Regions from separate parts of the Homo sapiens genome. Here region 1 is linked to region 2. A link is a loop called in an ENCODE intact Hi-C map of the cell type or tissue named here. Cell type or tissue: HCT116. All regions are shown on one strand. Links, peaks and the distances in the headings refer to the core of each region. The heading gives the core; the rest is flanking DNA.

The links. Hi-C counts contacts between places; a loop is a spot of excess contacts. Peaks named below come from ENCODE experiments on the same cell type or tissue, not always from the same donor. Only the 100,000 strongest peaks of a DNase experiment are listed, where the experiment ranks them.
Region 1: it touches region 2 in a loop (6-fold over the local background); 2 of 110 quality-filtered maps call a loop at or near these places.

The regions. Positions count from the first base shown.
Region 1 is chr2:192,738,104-192,748,241 of GRCh38, forward strand. No RefSeq gene overlaps it. Among named protein-coding and RNA genes, the nearest start is that of PCGEM1, 6.7 kb to the right of the region's middle. In HCT116, for the core only: CTCF peaks have their summits at 3,973 (motif pointing left) and 4,185; a DNase peak (open chromatin) is centred at 3,978.
Region 2 is chr2:191,807,412-191,817,549 of GRCh38, forward strand. LOC729254 (hCG2045843) reads left to right here. Exons shown (of 5, transcript NR_157850.1): 3 at 4,110-4,230; 4 at 6,932-7,028. Among named protein-coding and RNA genes, the nearest start is that of CAVIN2-AS1, 34 kb to the right of the region's middle. In HCT116, for the core only: a CTCF peak has its summit at 4,909 (motif pointing right); a DNase peak (open chromatin) is centred at 4,890.

The DNA.
Region 1 (10,138 bases), core at 769-8,768, 930 kb after region 2:
AGCTTTTTTTCCATGCTTTGGATGGTCTATTTATGTCTCCGCATGGAATCTCTTGCCCAAGGATTTTAAGTTTTTAATCCCCTTATATCTTTAACAAGCAGTTTCTTCCCGATTTTCCACCTGCATTTTGAGTTATGTGAGCCAAAGATGAGCAAGTCAGTCCTTTAGGTGACTCTCAGGAGAGTTATAGCAGATACACACAATAATTTGCAAAGTTAGCTCTGTTCCCTCCAGTTCGAGGGAGAGAACTGGGGATCCTGGGCTACCGTCATTCGAGATCAAGACCAACATGTAACTAGAATGAGGGCAAGTAAAATACCACAACACTTTTCTACCATTTTAAAGATTTTTTTTTCTTGAGGTATTCTCGTGGTTGCTATGAACCTTTGATTGTTTTCCAGAGCTCTGACAAGGTTGGCTCAGACAACCTGTGATATTTTTATTGTTGTTTCTTTCCGTAGTCGAGTAAGACCTTAAACTTCCTATTCTGCCATTTTGTTCCATGCTTCATATTTTTTCAGCATTGTAACTTATCTGGAAACAGCTTATCCATACCACACACTTCCCAAAGCTGCATATAAAAATCAGGACTTTTCTCCCTGAACGTATAATAAGTTCCATTTTTCAATAATTTTTGATTCCCCCAATTCTTTCAACTATTAGTGACCCTTCATCTAGAATGTTTCTCAAATCTAATATTGTTTTTTAAAAAGTAAATCCTTCAATATTTTACCATTTTGCATTATTATAAATTACTCTCATATTTTCATTTTAAATATAGTTAATATTTGCAAACAAAAAATTAAATTATATTTCCTTAGTGGAGTAAGCATACAAGTATTATATTTTAAACATAAATAAAATAGATAAGACAAGCTATGAAAATGACAAGCAGATACTAAATTTTATATTGATATGAAAGAGTCTTGGAATTTCTAAAGAAGTCTTGAAAAAAAAGTTTGGAGTACTTAAACCTCTCCAATTTTAAAACTTACTACTTACAGCTACAGTGATGGTGTGGTGGTGGCATTAGGATAGGCTTATAGATCAATAGAATACATTTGAAGTTTCAGAAATATACTCATCTAGTTATGGTGAATTTTTTTTTTCTTTTTAGATGGAGTTTCACTCTTGTTGCCCAGGTTGGAGTGCAATGGTGCGATCTCGGCTCACTGCAACCTCCACCTCCTGGGTTCAAGTGATTCTTCTGCCTCAGCCTCCTGAGTAGCTGGGATTACAGGCACCCGCCACCATGCTCAGCTAAATTTTTTTGTATTTTTAGTAGAGATGGGTTTTCACCATGTTGGCCAGGCTGGTCTCGAACTCCTGACCTCAGGTGATCTGCCCACCTCAGCCTCCAAAAGTGCTGGGATTACAGGCCTTGAGCCACCGCGCCTGGCCAGTTACGGTGAATTTTTTTAAACAAGGTTGCTGCCACAATTCAATGGGGAAAAAACTTTTTTTATCAAATGATGCTCAGATAACTGGATAGCCACGTGCCAAAGCATGAAATTGGAACCTTCCCTTACACCATCTATATACATTTGCTCAAAATGGATTATGAGCCTAAATTTAAGAGCTAAAGCTATGGAATACTTAGAAGAAAATACAAGAGCAACTCTTTGTGACCTTAGGTTAGGCAATAGTTTCTTAGATATGACACCAAAAGCACGAGTGACAAAAGAAAAAAATGAATTGAACTACATCAAAATTGAAAACTTTTGTGCTTTAAGTGATATCATCAAGCAAATAAAAGGACAACCAACAGAATAGGAATAAATATTTGCAAATCATATGTTAGATAAAGCTGTCCAGATCACAAAAACACTCTTAGAGCTCAATGGTAAATAAAGAAATAATCCAATTAAAAAGTGGACAAAGAATTTGAATAGATATTTCTCTGAAGTGCTTACACAAATGACCTACAATCACAGGAAAATATGCTCAAAATAATTATTCACAGGGAAATGCAAATAAAGCCACAGTGAAATACTACTTCACATTAACAGTTTGGCACTCTGTAAAATTGTGAAACTTAGAGTTGCCATATGACCCAGCAATTCCACTCCTATGTATATATTCCAGAGAAATGATAACATATGTTCACACACACAAAACAAACACAAAGCTGGTTAAGGGTGGCTACTTTAGATAGGGTAAAAAGATTTCTCTGGGGAGCTAATATTTAAGCTGAAGGCATAGTACAGTGAGAAAGCTCAACATGTCATGTTCTGAAGGTAGAGTTTTACAGACTAAATGCAGTAAAATTATGTAACTCATGAGTGCATAGCATCTAAAATCATTTATTTAATGATTGGAAAAAATGTAATCTACATATAAAACAATGAACATATACTATTATTATCCCAGTTTTCTATTTCATTTAAGGATACTGAATTACACGGGATCAAATGCCATTTCCAAAATTATATAGGTTTTAGATCAATTATTCACAAAGTACACCATAGCAAAAGAGAGTATGCTGGTACTGTAACTGAACATTGTCATCCTCTGAATAGTTACTGACCAGCAAAATAAATAAAATATCAGAAAAGGGGAGTCTGAGCACTTCTAACACTTCCAACAACTGCAAATTTTCCAAGGAAATATTATTGTTCACCTGTATGAGACAATTTTGCAAATCTCATATTTAGTTTACCTAAACATAGCAATGTGCCTATTTTGCAAAAATATCTCAATGAAAATACTGTGCAGATGTTTTTATAAGCTGATTTTAAAGAGTTCATTAGGAAGCAATTGTATAATAACATCCCTTTAAAGAAACAAATGGCATTGTACGCACTGTCAAAGGGCTGAAGCATGAACACTGCTATAAAAAAGTTTTATTCTCAGAAGCTGGGTGAAAAACGTTACTCTTACATTTTTTCAGGAAGCTGTTAAGGTAATGAGCTCTTAAATAAGAAGGGAGCAGAATATGTAGAAGTGGAACTACAAATGGGCAGTTCCAGTTTCTCAATAACAAATTTATACCCTTAAAAATTGTACATATACATACTAGTTTTAAGGTGAATTAAAATTATAAAAGGGTAGACTTCTGGCATTTTCTGACAGCGTGCCCCACATAAATAAGGAGTGTGGAAAGGGCAAGTAATGAACAAGAATTAGTCATTGAGAGTAATCAGATTGATTTGTAATCATGGGAGTTTCAACAAAACGTCAATGACAGATGGAAAAAAAACATAAAATACAAGTTTGTTCTCCATTAAAAATAATCAGGCAAAATATTGAAAAAAATTTTGTCTTAAAGAAAATAAAAATATCAATACGAGGGGTAATGCTTACTATTACATTCAAAACAATGATGAAAGTGAGTTTTTATTATACATATTAATTTGAAATTTAATTAACTATCTACCATTAACAGAGTGTAATTTAACTCCATACCATGTTTTAGTTTCCAATGGGTAAACTAAATCTAAATAATTTTTAAAGAGAAAACAAAATTAAAAAGTACTTCCTCCATATATGGTTTTGGTACTTGAAAATGAATCTCATTCCATAAATTAAGGCGTGTATAAAAATTTAAATAAACTTAAATCCATCTTGCTATCCCACCATATTTCAGGAAATTTTATCTTATTTATTATTAGGGCTTCTGCTTGAGGTCTGCAAAGTTCTGATGGCTTAACTTGCATGAAAGGCCCTAGATGGCCCCTACCATTCATTCATATTGATGTCCATGCTGGTTATCAGTGAAATCCCCATCGCCCCTTCAGGCTGAATTGCCCTCCTGTCTCTAAATCACCCTCAAAGTTGTTAGAATCTTGAAAGAGACTTCTCTTTGGTTTATAGCTCCATAAGTCATTCTACACTCATTGTATGAGTCCCTGCTATCTCCCTGGGGCACTGCCACTGAGTTTTGCTTAAGTTTCTACAACCTGTGGTACAAACACCCTAAAACTTTTTCCAGCTTGGGAGAAAAAGATGACCTCCCATATGTGCCTATTGGCTCCCTCCTCTGGACACCTAATGGAAGCTCTAAATAGAGTTTAGCCTTTTTTTTTTTTTTTTTCCCCTAGAAGAAGAGGCTTTTGTTCCCAAACATTAATATTTCAGTTGGTCACATATACAAAAGTGATTCTTGAAATGTCTAAAGTATCATGCAGGGAGAGGCTATTATAAGGTTTTTCTGAAACATTTTAGAAATTAATGGTTATATGGATACTGAAATACGACTAAAGACTTTATATTGAGTTTGTATAACAAAATGAATAATTCTGTTATACACACATACACATGCACACAAATCAAACCTGAATTTAGAATATAGAGAAACAAACATATATTTGCCATCAAAGAATAAGCTCCATTTTGCTTCATTTATAGGAGACAAGTTGGTTTTATGAGAAAAGAAAATAAATAAAATGATTTGGTAAAGTCTCAAGAGTCTCAGATATGTGCTAATTTCTTTTCATGTTAAAATAAAAGATAAAATATTTTATGTCTATAAATATATTTGAAAATCAGAAATAACAAAATTTAAGATAAATATTGCACAAGAAAAATAATTTTAAACCTTTTAATGATGTTTCAAACATACATATTTATATAAATTGAATTGAAAGATGATCTTTAAACATAAATATATATGAATATTAATGATAATACTGTTAAGAAAATTACTTTTTTTTGCACTTAAGTATTAAAATAGTAGAGAAAAACAGAAAATTTATAAAATGATAAAAATGCAACGTAACTAATTTGAAAGAAAATATTCAAGGTAACTCTTGCATTTTAATTAAGCAAATAAGTTTTAGATGAATTTAAAAGATGATATTTTAAAATAATACAACTGTTTTATGAAGAAAACTGTTAAAAATATTTCATTACTTTTTAAATTAATTAATGTTACCTACATTAATACATTACTGAAAATTCTCCAGGGCTCATTAGTTCTTCTATTTCTATTTTCTTAAGATATAATATTGGAATTTAGAACTTAAGATCTGAGATATTTCTTGTTATCTAATATGAGCATTTAATTCTATAATATTTTAAAACTTTCATAAGTTAAAATTATACAAACATTGCTTTAGCTATGTCCTACAAATTCTACTGTCTTCTCAATTCATTTCTAACATCTTCTATAGGTAATCAATTTCATTATTTTCTTGTTTCTTATAGATATATTTTTTTCATAAAAATAACCCCCCCAAAATTATATTCTTTTTCTTGTTATGGAAGAATATAACATGCTATGGAGTCTCTATTTCTCCTCTTTTTTAAAAAATTTAAGAGTATATCCTGGAAATCACTCTATGTAAGTTTATATACATTTCCTTCTTCTAGTTTTATATTACCCAGCACTACATTGTGTGAATGCATCACATTTTAATTACTTTCCCAAATATGGGCAATGACATTGTTACCAATATTTTGTAATTGTGAACAAGACTGTGAGGAATAACCTTCTGCTTATGAAATTGTTTATTGTTGGAAGTGCGCCTTCACAGTAGACTTCTATTTAATGAGATTTCTGGGTTAAAAGGTAAGTTCACTTGAGGTTTGTTTGGTCCTCTGGAAATGTTTTGCCACTGCATTTTCACCAGGATTGTGTAAAAGTTGTTTATTTTATTTTTCTGTCTAATTGCATTTGCTAAAACCTCTAGTGAAATGTTAAATTGTGGCAGAAATAGTAGTCAGACTTTCCTGGATTGACTAAAAAATGTCTCTAATGTTTGTTATGCATTTAAGATACTGACTTTAGCACTAAAGTATTTCTCAATTATGTTTTTAGAAGACTTAAAAATTAAGAAATGGTTGTTAAAATTTATTGAAATTATTTGTAGCATGTATGGGAATAAGCATATGTTTTTCTCCTCAGAACTATTGATATATTATATAATATTAGTGCATTTTCTAATATCAAACCAACCTTGAATTACTGGATTTAATTTCACTTAGTCCTTAGTCATTTTGTATTTGTTATCTTATGCTCTCTTTTATGATATTATATTTAATATTTTTACAGGAATATTTTTTCATAATATTGGTCTAAACTTATTTATATTTTCTTTATCGGATTTAAGACACAATATTTTCCTTGTTGTATAAAAGATATTAGGATTGTTTTATTTTAGAAATGTTTGGGAACAATTTATAGTGTATCAGTACTATCTGCTCTTTGAAAGTTTGGCTAAATATCTTAACACAATCATATAAAGAAAAAAAACTTCATACAATAACCAAAACATATTTATCAGAGCAAAATGTTCATTTAGATACATACAATCCAAATAATCTATGAGCTGTGATTTTCCCAATAAATGATAAAATTAGCTAATCACAAAGATCATTTTAAAAGGGAGGTAATAGGTCAGGAAAGAGAAAATATGCTACCCTGCTAACTTTGAAGATTGAGGATGGGCCCATGAGCCAAGAAAAGTAGGTGGCCTATAGAAATGGAAAAAGGAAAGGACAAATTAATAGGTATCTGCTAAAGTCTCCAGAAGGAACACATCCCTAAGACTTCTGACTTCTAAACCTGTAACAATGACTATGACTGGTTTCAAATCATTGAATTGTGGTAATTTATTTTAACAGTAATAGGAAACAAATACAAATTTCCTGAATGGAGACCAACTAGATTGCGTATACATTTACCATTAGCTTCAAAAACTCTGTTGTGTAGTTAGGAAAACTGAAGGACTTGGTTTAGAAAGTGAGTGAATATATGCTGTAAAAAATGGTGTAATATTTTGTATAACTGGTTTTCTCTGAATTAGCCGGAAACATAAAAAATTCATCTAATATTTTCTTTAACTCTACTGAGGAAAGAATCATGGAGCTTACAGATCCTAGGACTTTGCAAGACAACACTGAAGGATTGTAGTTACAGTAAGCTTAAACAGGTGAAATTCTGAATTTGGTCCTCATTTGTTGCCAAGAAAACAGATAAAATCTTTTGTACATTCATATTGTTGTTGATGTTTTTTAATATTGCTTTTGCAACTGCACCTATAATTTTTAACATCCAGAATTTCAGAACTTAAGGTTTTATGTTTTTTGGAAATCAAACCACCTAAAAAGGCTAAATTAGATAGAAAAACATTGTTCACAAAGCAGCTCTTCAGTCATTATTTTGTTAAAGCTGATTTAGATATTTCTCAGAATTTTAAAGAGTAAATGAAAAATTAATAGTTATTCAAGCCCAATTTACAAGAAAAATAATTAAACTTTTTAAAAATTAGATTTCTATGAGCAATGTGATTATGTTTGAATAGACTCATAAAAGTGCTACATTTATTATAATATAATTTAGAAAACTGGTGGCACTTGTATATCTAGGTATCACACATACAAATATTTCCCAAGTCCTTTTTTTGACAAAACTTCAAAGCAAGTGCAGAACCAACTTTAAAGATTCCCTAGTGGCATAATTAACACTTCTAGATCTTCTTCTAATTAATCACTGGGGACACTTGACTAATGTGGATTTAACTGCTAATTCAAAAGTTTTCTTTAAACTATAGTACAACTTTAATTTTTTAAATAGTCTCTAGTTAGAATTGCATAGCTCAATACTAATAACTTTATTTTTGAAGAGGTGAATTCATGTTAACATTTTACCAAGTGAAATGTCAACACCCCTTAGAGCTATTGTGGCTACATCAATGTCTACTATCTCTGGAGTCATTTTTTAAAAATCAGAGTTAAAACTAGTATTAATCATGCATTTTTCAAAGATGTAAAAGAACATATCAATTCACAGTTGATTAGTTTTTCCTTCAGAATTAATAAAAGCGTCACCAAAGAGATAGTGCTACTTAAACTACATGTTTAAAAATTTGTGTTAATTTATTTGTAACTTGGTTAAAAAAATCCACATAGAATCATATTTCTAAAAGAGAATAAAACTAATTATAAAATATGACTTATTTTGTACTTTCCATCATTGTACATGTCTGAATATTAGATCAATATTTTTGTACTTAATGACTTTTAATCTACTATTCAAAGTAAGTTTATATGAGTAAACAGGAGATTGGTCCCTTATATCAATGACTTTCACACTTTTGAATATTCATTGATTCTATTTAGACTTTTATTTCAATTTTATATCCTTACACTGGTATATTCTGAGTCTTGAGGTTTAAGGTTACTCATAAGCAGAGGCAGGCATAAGTTTGCAGCAACAGGATTGTCAGTAACTTGAGAGCAAATCTAAATCCATCAATTTAAGGAATACAGAGCACCGACTATGTGGTGCTTACAAATCCTAAATCCTAGGACTTTGTGACTATGTGAAAGGCACTTTTCTAGGATTCGGAGAAACAATGGTTAAAAAAAAAAAACCCACACACACACAAAACAGAGCTCCTGCTTTTATGAATCTTATATTCTAGTGACTGAATAAGCAAAAGGACTCTCAGTAACAGGTTTGAAGAGAACTACCGACCTCTGCATTTTTTCATGGATTAGGGCTTGTATGGGCAATTCTTGCTCAAACCACACATAGATGATTATGGAATACTACTGTAATTCATAACATTAATCTACATTTCAAAATGAGTTGTAAGATAATTTATATAAAACAATTGCAGAAACAATCACCTGTGTGAAGTACTTCAAGAACAGAATAAAACAATGTAATTACTGTGAACCAGAACATAACTACTAGTATCTAAACATTACTGCAAATATTAAAATAGAAGGCTATTTATGGTTGAAATCTGCATTCTTCATTAAACCTTATACTGTTTTACTATTTTATGGAGATTTAAAGCTAGTTATATAAATTACTTCTGGATAAAGAATGGAATCATATGTTGCAAGCCCTATTATATAAGACAATAATCAAACAATACATAGACATTTATTTATAAATGTCTACTGTTAAAGATAGTGTTATTACTTACAAAGTATTTTTTAACCTTAGATTTAGATAGCATCTCAGTATTAAGTGGAATGAAATGAAAATTAATTATAATCATTCTGGGGATAAAATTACGTTTTTTATAATATCCGCAGTTTATACCCACAATAACATTAATTATCTGGAAAAATCTCATTAAAGACCCATGTTATTCAACGAAAGTGCCTTACCAGTCGTTCTGCTAACAACAGTTATTTAGCAGGTTACAAGTGTAAATAAAACACCTGAGTAAATTTTAGATCATAATGTGAAGGAATAATCCAAACAATGATGTCTAGTATTTTGTTGTATCAGTTGGCTGTCCTGCAATGATTCAACTGAGAACATTCTGTGCTTATTATCCAGTAAAGAAATGACACAGAAGAAATTTGAGGGCAAAGGGAAACTACATTATGCATAAAAGCAAAGCTTCACCCATGATAGAAAGAATTCCTAGGGCTTGGAAGAAGGATGAAAAATAAAGTAATGAAGCTGATAGGGTGTGAAAAGAGAGAGCTAACCCCAGTGGGACCTTGCCTTACATGAGTTAACATTCAGAGAGACTGCCCAACTAAAATTTTAGCAAGCACCACCCATCTCTTAGTCTGTGAATTGCATGAGTTTCAAGCTAGAGAACACACACCATTTAGTCTTCTTTTTATAAGCATCACACAGTGCCTTTACCAAAGTATTAGCGGAGTTAATTGGCTTTTCTTTTAGCATCTCTTCTTTCATGAACATTGAGCATAACTTCCATTGACCATTCAAAAGGGATGATACTTAGGCACGTCTTGAGACTTTGCTGTATTCATAATAAAATTATCCTGTGAGGACACCCCTCATTTCTGCTAAACTGCCACTAACACTTTTAAAGTTTCAGGTTGTTGGCAAGTATCTGAGATAAAGAGAGAGCCTATGTGCTTAGTCCACCAGTGATGGCAGAAAGGAATGGCTCATGAACCTGTCTACATGTGGAGCTAAATGGAACCAACTCAACATCATTCCCCCTCCCACTTGCCACACTAAAAATAAATAAATAAATAAAAGACTTATATTTCTGAGTCATGTTTAAAATTAATTAAAAGGATGTTTGTATGAGTCCATTATGGCATTAAACCAATTCCACAAAGTAGTCTAGGGAAAACCTCATGCTATCAGATCCCTCTTGCGTTCTGCAATTTCTGAAAAAAAGATGTTCATTGCAAAGTGATATGAGCACTGGAAAGGTACTAATTCCAATTTGATTCTAATTGGATGAGTGAC
Region 2 (10,138 bases), core at 1,099-9,098:
TCATTCCAATTTTTAAACACTCTGAAGTCAGGGCCAAGATAAAATAATGTTTTGACCCTCGATTTATTATCAAAAGTCTATTTTCTCATTAGAAAAGTAATATTTGTTTCAGAAAATTTTGAAAATAGCAAAAATTATAAGGAAAACAAAGTCAAAACCAGCAATATATTATTGTTTAGCTGTATACAGATACTCTTCAATTTATGATAGGGTTATTTCTGTAAGTTGAAGAGTATTTGTTTTTGGGAAATAAACTCATTGTAAGTTGAGAATATCATAAATTGAAAATGTATTTAATGCACTGAACCTACTGAACATTGCAGCTTATCCAAAGCTACCTTAAATGTGTGCAGAACACATACATTGGCCTACAGTTGGATAAAATCATCTAATGAAAACCCTATTTTATAATAAAGTGTTGAATATCCCATCTAAGAGTATTGTATTGCATACCATTAGCCTGAGAAAAGATCAAAATTCCAGTTTCAAAGTATGGTTTCTACTGAATGCATATTGATTTTGTACCAATATAATGTCAAAAAATCATAAGTCAAACTATTATAAATTGGGGACCATCTGTATCTTTCTGTTCATTTTTCTATGTATAGAAATTTATTTCTTTTTATTAGAAATAAATTTTATTTATTTCTAATTTATTATTTATTTATTTATTAATTCATTAGAAATAAATAAAACTGTTACATTAGAACCTTACTGTGACAGTTTGTAACTACTTTTAAATTTTATCAACATATTCTGATCATTTCACCATTTCATTAAATGTTTTTTATGACATCATTCCTAATGATTGAATAGTATTCCATTAGGAGGAGCAACATAATTAATTAACTCTACATTTTTCATACTTGAGCAAATGTATGGATCCTTTTCAAAAGAAAGATAAATTTTCATGCTCCCTCCAGGCTTGATTTATGTTATTTTCATTATGTTTTTCCCCCGCTATGTAGAAATATAAAATTAGAATAAATTTTTTTATGATGCTAACAACTACAAAACCAATACAAATTTATGTTTAAATTTTGACATAAAATTAATATAAGTGAAATGTCAACAGTCACTTAAAGTGATAGCTGATATTTAATAGTAGGATGATAAGTGTTTTATATTTTCTTGGTGTGCTTCATTTGATTTTGAGCCTGATGGACTATCATTTCAGTCATCTTGAATATAATAATATTTTTCTTCTACAATAAACTTATTTTAAGCCAATGATTCATTGTTTTTATGGATCAGTCAGTTTAACAGTGCACCTCAAAGTACAGTACCATCAAAAGTTTAAACAAAAATTCTTAACTACTAAACTTAATCTTGTTAGATTCAAAAATAGCTCCTCACAGTGTAAATATGACATTGACAGCTATTTTCTAAGTGATAATTCAGCTCTCCCACAACTGCTGTGGCCTCCTTGTTCTCTAGGAGGTTTGCCTTTCCTTGGCACTATTGTGACTATAAGTGCAAACACAAACTTGGCATCAAAATCATAGCAGAGCTGAGGTGGTCTACCAGATCATCCAGAATATCTTTACATTGACATTCTTTAGATTATTTTCAACATAAAGACACTAGATTAAAAAAGGAAACCTAGGCAATACCATTCAGGACACAGTCATCGGCAAAAACTTCATGAATAAAAGACCAAAAGCAATGGCAACAAAAGCCAAAATAGACAAATGGGATCTGACTAAACTAAAGAGCTTCTGCACACAGCAAAAGAAACTATCATCAGAGTGAACAGGCAACCTACAGAATGGGAGAAAATTTTTGCAATCTATCCATCTGACAAAGGGCTAATATCCAGAATCTACAAAGAACTTAAACAAATTTACAAGAAAAAAAGAACCCCATCAAAAAGTGGGCAAAGGATATGAACAGAGACTTTTGAAAAGAAGACATTTGTACAGCCAACAAACATATGAAAAAAAGCCCATCATCACCGGTCATTAGAGAAATGCAAATCAAAACCACAATGAGATACCATCTCACGCCAGTTAGAATGGCGATCATTAAAAAGTCAGGAAACAACAGATGCTGGAGAGGATATGGAGAAATAGGAATGCTTTTACACTGTTGCTGGGAGTGTAAATTAGTTCAACCATTGTGGAAGACAGTGTGTATGGTGATTCCTCAAGGATCTAGAACTAGAAATATCATTTGACCCAGCAATCCCATTACTGGGTATATACCCGAGGATTATAAATCATTCTACTATAAAGACACAGGCACATGTATGTTTATTGTGGCACTATTCACAATAGCAAAGACTTGGAACCAACCCAAATGCCCATCATTGAAAGACTGGATAAAGAAAATGTGGCACATATACACCATGGAATACTATGCAGCCATAAAAAGGATGAGTTCATGTCCTTTGCAGAGACATGGATGAAGCTGGAAACCATCATTCTCAACAAACTAACACAAGAACCGAAAACCAAACACCATATGTTCTCACTCATAAGTGGGAGCTGAACAATGAGAACACATGGACACAGGTACGGGAACATCACACACCAGGGCCTGTCAGGGGTGCCGGGTTAGGGGAGGGATAGCAGTAGGAGAAATACCTAATATAGGTGACGAGTTGATGGGTGCAGCAAACCACCATGGCACGTGTATACCTATGTAACAAACCTGCATGTTCTGCACATGTACACCAGAACTTAAAGTACAAAAAAAAAAAAGAATTAAAAACATAAAAAAATAAAAAAGACCGTCTTTTATAACTCAGACCCTTAAGAATAAGGCTTTTGGAGTCCTCAGTCGCTTGGAACAATACAAAATTTATTATCTTATAGTTCTAGAGGTCAGAAGTCCTAAAATCAGTGTGTCAGTATGGCCATGTTCCTTTTAGAGTCTCTAGGGGGAAAAGCCTGTTTCCTTTTCCAACTTCTAGAGCCTGCCTGCATTCCTTGGCACATGGGCCCTTCTTCCACCTTCAAAGAGCATCACATCAAACTCTGCTTCCATTGTCCCATCACCTTCTATGACTTGGACTCATTTGCCTTCCGCTTATAAGGACCCTTGTGATTTCACTGGGCCCACCCAGGTAGTTCAGCCTAATCCTTCCATCTCTAGATCCTTAGCTTAATCACATCTGCAAAGTACTTTCAACCAAGTAAGGTAATATATTCACAGGTTCCAGGGATAAGGACGTGGACATCTTTGGGGAGGCCATTTTTCAGCCTACCACATCCGAATGCTAAAAACTTGTTGTATATAAATTAAATAAAAAAGCTGTGATGTTGTATGTTGCATTCATTAGCCATGATTATTCTTTTAGGACAAAAGTCTAATGCTAGAATGTACCAACCACAAGATATATACATTAAAAAAAAGACTTTTAGTAAACAATGCCAAATTACCCTCTAGAAGGGTTACTTTGAATTACACTTTTGACAGTAGTGCATAGTTGCTTGACCGCATTGGTATTATTTGTTAAAAATCCTTTGCTATTTGATAGGAAAAAAATTCATTGTTATTTTACTTTTGAGTAATTTGCTGTTAGTTATTTTGATGATATTGAACATGTAAAAATATATTCACTGGTTATTACAGAAATAATTTAGATGGAAATTTTATTCAAGGCTCTACTGCTTTATAGGGTTTACTTTGTAATGTAGAAATCTCCTAACCTGTAAAATTACAGCATCAGGAGGAAAACGTAGAATGCCTTTGAACTAAAGTTCACATCTCAGAGTGTTTAGGAGAGTGAACTAATTGTTTAAACGGATGCAAGGATGATACTGTTCAGGATGAAATAACTGTTCAGTGCATTTTGTGTATATAGTTGTTACGCTCTTCTAACAGGGATAGCCTGTTCAATTATAGATGTGTGCCCAAGTTAGAGCATGTCACTTGTTTCTGCTACACTAGGCGTGGTCTTTCCGGGGAAAACATCTTATGATAAATTTACATTATTGCTAAATAAGAACTAAATATTTTATCTGAGAGCAATTATCATCTAATTCTTGTCATGAAAATATTGGCAGCAGGAAAATTTTCTTAATAGATAAAAATTGAAGGATTTTTATAAATTGTTTTATTACACAACTATTACATACTCATTCAATAAAGAATTTTCATTGCAGATCATCGGAAGAAACAAAAACAAGCTGTGGTGAAGAAGAAACGTTTTCTAAAGCCTCTTTTATCCCCAGGATGGTTGAGAAGTCAGAGGCCTGCAATGCTAGGAAGAGAGGGTCTAAAGTGGTAAGATTAAACACATAATATAAGATGGGTAGGGGTGTATAGGTGGCTATATTTTGTTTGCTTATACTCTATCTTTTCTCCCTCCAAAGCATCACTTGTTGCTGAGTTAGGGAATCCAGAAACAATGCAAGGCAAGCCTTGAGAAAAATCATGCAAAATATTGCTTTCAGAGTTTGGAGAGGCAACAATATCCTTTCTTCTTTGCTCAGTCCCGCTGGGGCTTTGCTTTCCTTGAAGAAGATGCGTCAGTGGTTTTCTTTCTTTAAGATATCTAGGAGGAGGCTGTTTTTAGCTGAGAGCTGCTGCTTTGCCTATCACTGCAGTGTCGTGTAGGATGCCTGGTAGAGAAGGCAGCTGGAGAGGAGGAAGTCGGAAAGTGAATGCCTGTAAAGAAAGAGCTCAGGAATAAAAAGAGAATATGCTAGGCTGTGCGCACCCAGCAGGTGCAGCTTTCAGGCGTGGCAGAACAGGGTGGGTGCCTTTGGCAATCTCTAGTCTCTTGGGATCTTTTATTTGTTTGGTATTCTAAGAAGATCTGACTTATTTGTACCATTTCAATGATATTGTGAGATTAATATGTTTCCTGGTGCATAGTAATTAACATCAGGCTCTGCAGAATGGAATATTCCAGGACTTAGAGAATGCTGGACATTTTATGGGCTGCAGCCAGCAGATGGTGATAGCGTACCACAAAAAAGCCAATGAAGCGGGCTTGGTGAAGCTGGGAGGTTCAGTTTTGTTTTGCTTTGTTATTTAAGCTTGACAATACCCATCTATATATCCTGTGGGTGCACAGTGTTTGAGCCCAGTCTGGTCTTAAACTTGTTTTATGATGATATCATTATTTTTTACTGCTACAAATTAACTGTCGGTTTCAATCTACCCCATGTTTCAGCTGCCTTCAGGGATCATCTTGTCAGTTATGCAGCTTTCCAATTTTATGGCTGAGATCAAGAATGATTCCTTAAAGGCACATGGGAAACACAGTGAAATGTGGGAGAGTGGATGTGAGCTCTGCTACATGGCCGATATTATAGGTGCACAGGAAAGATAGATAAGGGCAAACCACTAAGGCCCCAATTCAGTTTGAAATTTGACTGTCTTGACATTTACTTAGGTGCAATCATTTATCTAGATATTGATGGTGACCTACTATCACTGGAATAAAATGGAGCTAGAGGAGTTTCAGTATTATTTTACAGAGTTATGTTCAAACATGTGAGAATGTAAGGACTTGTGGGCACACCAATATTTTCAGGTCCACAGGAAATTCTTTCACTAGGACATAAAGTCATTCATTCATTCTTCCTTGTGTCCAGTGCTTCTTGAGTGCTTATTGGGTGCTTATCCTTGTTCCACGCGCTAGGAAGTCCTTGCAGACTTACCTCACAGGAACTCCTCGTTGCTGCCTATCTTTTCTTGAAGTGTAAGGGCGAAAGGAGGTTAGGATCCCCTTTATAGAGAGCTGGCAGAGCACCATTGATTGATGATAAACTTGAAGGAGAAAAGGGTCATATTCTAGTTTGCTCCAGTCAAAGATTTCCATCAGGAATAGACTGTTGTAAATCTGCTGCTGAATTCTGCTACTGGCCGGCATACTGTCCAAAGATGTACTGAGAGACATTGGGAAATCCCAAAAGTCAGTTAGAAAGGTCAGGCTATTCTTCAAATGTTAGATGGACAAAGTAAGCATGGGTTCAAGCCCCCTGTCAAATCATCTGCAGTCTACAAATAGCTTATTTCACCAGCTTCCTAACTAATGTGGTATCTTCTTCTAGAACTTGGCGAGTTTTATCAGGATTAAGTAACGATGGTTCCCCTATAGCCTGCCCATTATGAGCCAGGTCCTTTCCAGGTATTACTTTAATCTTTATGACACTCATTCAAGCTGGGCATTATTATACTGTTTTGATATATAAGATAACTGAAGCTTAAAGAAGTTGATTAATTTGCCAAGTATGTAGCCAAGTTGGGAATTAAACCAAGGTCTGTCCATGCCCCTCCGACTATGCCATACTCTCTCTCTTTTGAAGAATTGTTTGCTATAACATTGTTTCATTGGCCAGAACAAGTATGGAAGGGAAATAAAGGAAGCAGTCCCAGGATTTGTGCTGAGAGAGGCTGACATCTGTAAGGGGATCAGGCAGAAGATATAATATACAGGAACCCAGAAGTGTCCCATCATTTGGTCTGCAGGGCTTTGGAATATTGGGAAACAAAATCATCAGAATTTTCTGGGAGGTGGGTGGTTAGCCTGCAGAAATAGGGTGTCTTGTTCCAAACAGAGGCTTCAGAGCATCAGACAGACTGTGGAGTTAAAAGACGAGAAGCAAAGTGCAATTAGAACTGCCATACCAGGAAAACCTTTGCTTGAATGCAGGCTACAAAAGATGGATAGCGATGCATTGGTCTTTTCAGCTCCACTCTCAGGCAGGGATAACAACATGACCGGCAGCAGCATTTTGAAACACAGACAGCCACCACCACTGATATTTATTTATAGAGAGAAAGTGCGCGAGGTGCACAGAAACACTTTGAACACTAAGCGCAGTGCAAATGGGCTCACTATTGATTCTTAGTGGAAACGTTCATGTCTGCCTCATGAACAAATATTACTCCTGAGACCATCTTTAACAAAATATTTAGTCTGACCTCTCCAGACTGCATTTACAAACTCATTTCTCTTTTCGTTATGTTTTAGTCCTTTTCACCGTGATGTAAGTAGGCTCTCCAGCAGTCCCAGAAGACTTTCACAAGAAGAGTTTCAACAACAGAAAATAAGCCTAAGTGATTGTGTGGTAGGTTCCATCAAAAGGTATCGTGGAAATACTACAGAAGAAGAATGAGAAATTATAGGAAGTTAACATAAAGGGACACAAGGGCACATCAGGGTGTAACATCAGCTGGTGTGGCAGATCTTGGAATGCCAGGAAGCAAAGTTGTCAGACAGTGTCTGTGGGGTTTTCCACCCCCATCGTGGCTCCATTTCCACACGTGTGTCATTAAGTCCATTGTGACTGGACACAGCCAAGTGTGGAGAACCACTTAGGAAACTTTAAGAATCCATTAGAACCATTAGATCTCTTCTGAGCTAGCCAGAATAATTAAATCTATGTCCAATTGGAGACTAGTGTAGCTGCCGATTTTACTTACCTTTCAAAATAATCGAGAGGAAATTCTTATGTGAGATTCACTCACAGATGCCTCCTAATGCATCTTTAAAACATTCTACTCATCTCCAGTCAAAAATGGCTTCTTATTTATGTTGCTGAAGGGCATTTTTCATAATGTACTGTGACTTTATTTTAGTAGTCTGTGAACTAAGGTTACCCATAGAATGGTTGGAAATTAAGCAGTTTGTGACTATAAGTGATGTAAAAAAAATCAAACTGGATATTTATTTGATTGCTCAAAGTTCTGAGTGCATTATCTAGATAGCTTGTCCATTTTTGTCTGGGTTAATGTCAGAAGTTTTCAATTGCAAGTCCCTCCAGAGCAGGACTGATGCCATCTCCATCAGTTTAAGAGCCCCAGGTTCCTCATCCAATAAGCATGTCTTGAGTGCCTATGATGAAACACAAGTTCTTGACCGGCACAGGGTGCTCTTGTCTGGAGATGGCAGTGAAGACATTTTTCTTCCTGCATAAATATGTGCAGGAAATCAAAGCTTTTTTTCTTGCAAACTTACCTTTCCCCTCTCCTGATCCTGTAGAAAGACAGGGAAAATGAGGCCTTTTTTTGTTTATTATTATTATTTTTTAATTTTGAGTATTCAATTCAAAGCTAAAGTTGAGGTACATATAAATGATAAATGGCTCTATGCTAAGGAGCTTGCCATTGTGTATATGGCTGTGTAGCAGACATTTGGCTGTGTTTGTTTTTTTTTCCCTTTTGCTTTAATCCCCTCATAGAAAATAAACATAAACTGGGCACGGTGGCTCACGCCTATAATCCCAGCACTTTGGGAGGCCGAGGCTGGTGGATCACCTGAGGTCAAGAGTACGAGACCAGCCTGACCAACATGGTGAAGCCCTGTCTCTACTAAAAATACAAAGTTATCCGGATGTCGTGCTGCATGTCTGTAGTCCCAGCTACTTGGGAGGCTGAGGCAGGAAAATCGTTTGAACCCAGGAGGCGGAGGTTGCAGTGAGCCGAGATCGCGCCATTGCACTCCAGCCTGGGCAACAAGAGTGAAACTCTGTCTCAAAACAAACAAACAAACAAAAACAAACAAACAAACACCATAATGCAGTCTCCCAGTTACTACACTTTCTCTACCATTGCTTCCCTTTTAACCTTTTAATTCTCCCACCAACAGCTTAGAGGCACTTTTGGCCATCTAGCAGCCTGAAGCCTGCAAACCCCATAGTATTTGCAGTCTATTTAGGGATAGACAGGACAGAACCCAAGGGCATCTATCAGTCTTGGGAGCCTCATATGTTCACAGATTTTCTCCATGGAAATGTGTTTTTTTTTTTTTTTTTTTTTTTTTTTTGAGACGGAGTCTTGCTCTATCACCCAGGCTGGAGTGCAATGGCGCAATCTCGGCTCACTGCAACCTCTGCCTCCTGGCTTCAAGCGATTTTCCTGCCTCAGCCTCCTGAGTAGTTGGGACTACAGGCACGTGCCACCATGCTGGGCTAATTTTTGTATTTTTAGTGGAGACAGGGTTTCAGGAAATGTTCTTGGTTCACCTATATGGAATCTAAAGTATTCGCCTCTTGATACAAATTATTTATATTTATAGAAAATTTATTGTATTTCTATACCCTCTAATCACCTATTCTGGAAAATGTTTCCAAAAGTAGAGAATGAAGTGTAGGAAAAAGCCCAGGGGACTAGAGATAAGACGCTACTTCAAAACTTTAAGGCTGGAGCAAGTCACTTTTATAAGTCTCAGAATTCCCACCAGTTAAAGTGGGAGTAATAATGCCTTTCTTAGCTTTGCTTAATAGAAAAGAAGTACAAATCACTTAAAATTCCAAGGTACGTTGCAAGTGTATGGTTAGAAGAAAAAAAATAAAAACATTTATTAGGTTTCTTCTATATGTAACAAGCCATGCTAAGGTCATACTATTGTATAAGGAGAGAGCCTTATCTAAATATTCCTTACTGTGATTTTTGTACATAAACAGATCACCACAACCACAAGCAACAAGGCAGTATTGGTTTCACAGTTAAAACACTGGGTTTTAGGACGGGCAGACGTGGGTCCAAATTCTAGCTCTGCCATTTTGTGATCTTGTTATTTAACCTCTCTATTTTCTCATTCATAAAACAAAGCTAATAATTTCTACTTCATGGTGTTTCAATAGAGATGAAATGAGACATGGTATGATATAGTATTGGGCACAACTTGAGGATAAAATGATTATTTAGGAACATGGGTACCCATCTACCACAAAAGGTAATTTCTCTTTGCTTTAAGTGAAATATTATGCCCTCACAAAAGCTGTAAATTCATGAGTTTTTTTTTTAATTTCATAATCATACCTTAATTTCACATGAGAGAAATCTAGTTTTAGCCAAGAACCTTTCCCACCTCAAGTCTTTTCGTGGAGAATTGAGGGTCTTCCTTCCCACTGTCTTCAAATTTGTGGCACCATCAGCCCATCAGCCTTTGTAGTAGCTACTAATTCTTAGACTCATGGTCTGCCACAAGCTGTTGGCCAAAAGGAACCCATGGGTGTCTGATTGCTGTGCTGCTTCTGCCACATCAGGTAGGGCTGAGTCCAATCACATTGAGTCCTTGGGGATGTGCTTATCAGGGAGGTGTTAAGGTTTACCGCAAAAGCACATGGACTTTGAGCTAGACCACCTGCATTCAAATCTCAGCTTTGCCCATCTTTCCCTGCATGACCTTGAACAAATTACCCTTTTAAACCTCCACTTTTTCATTTAATGAGTG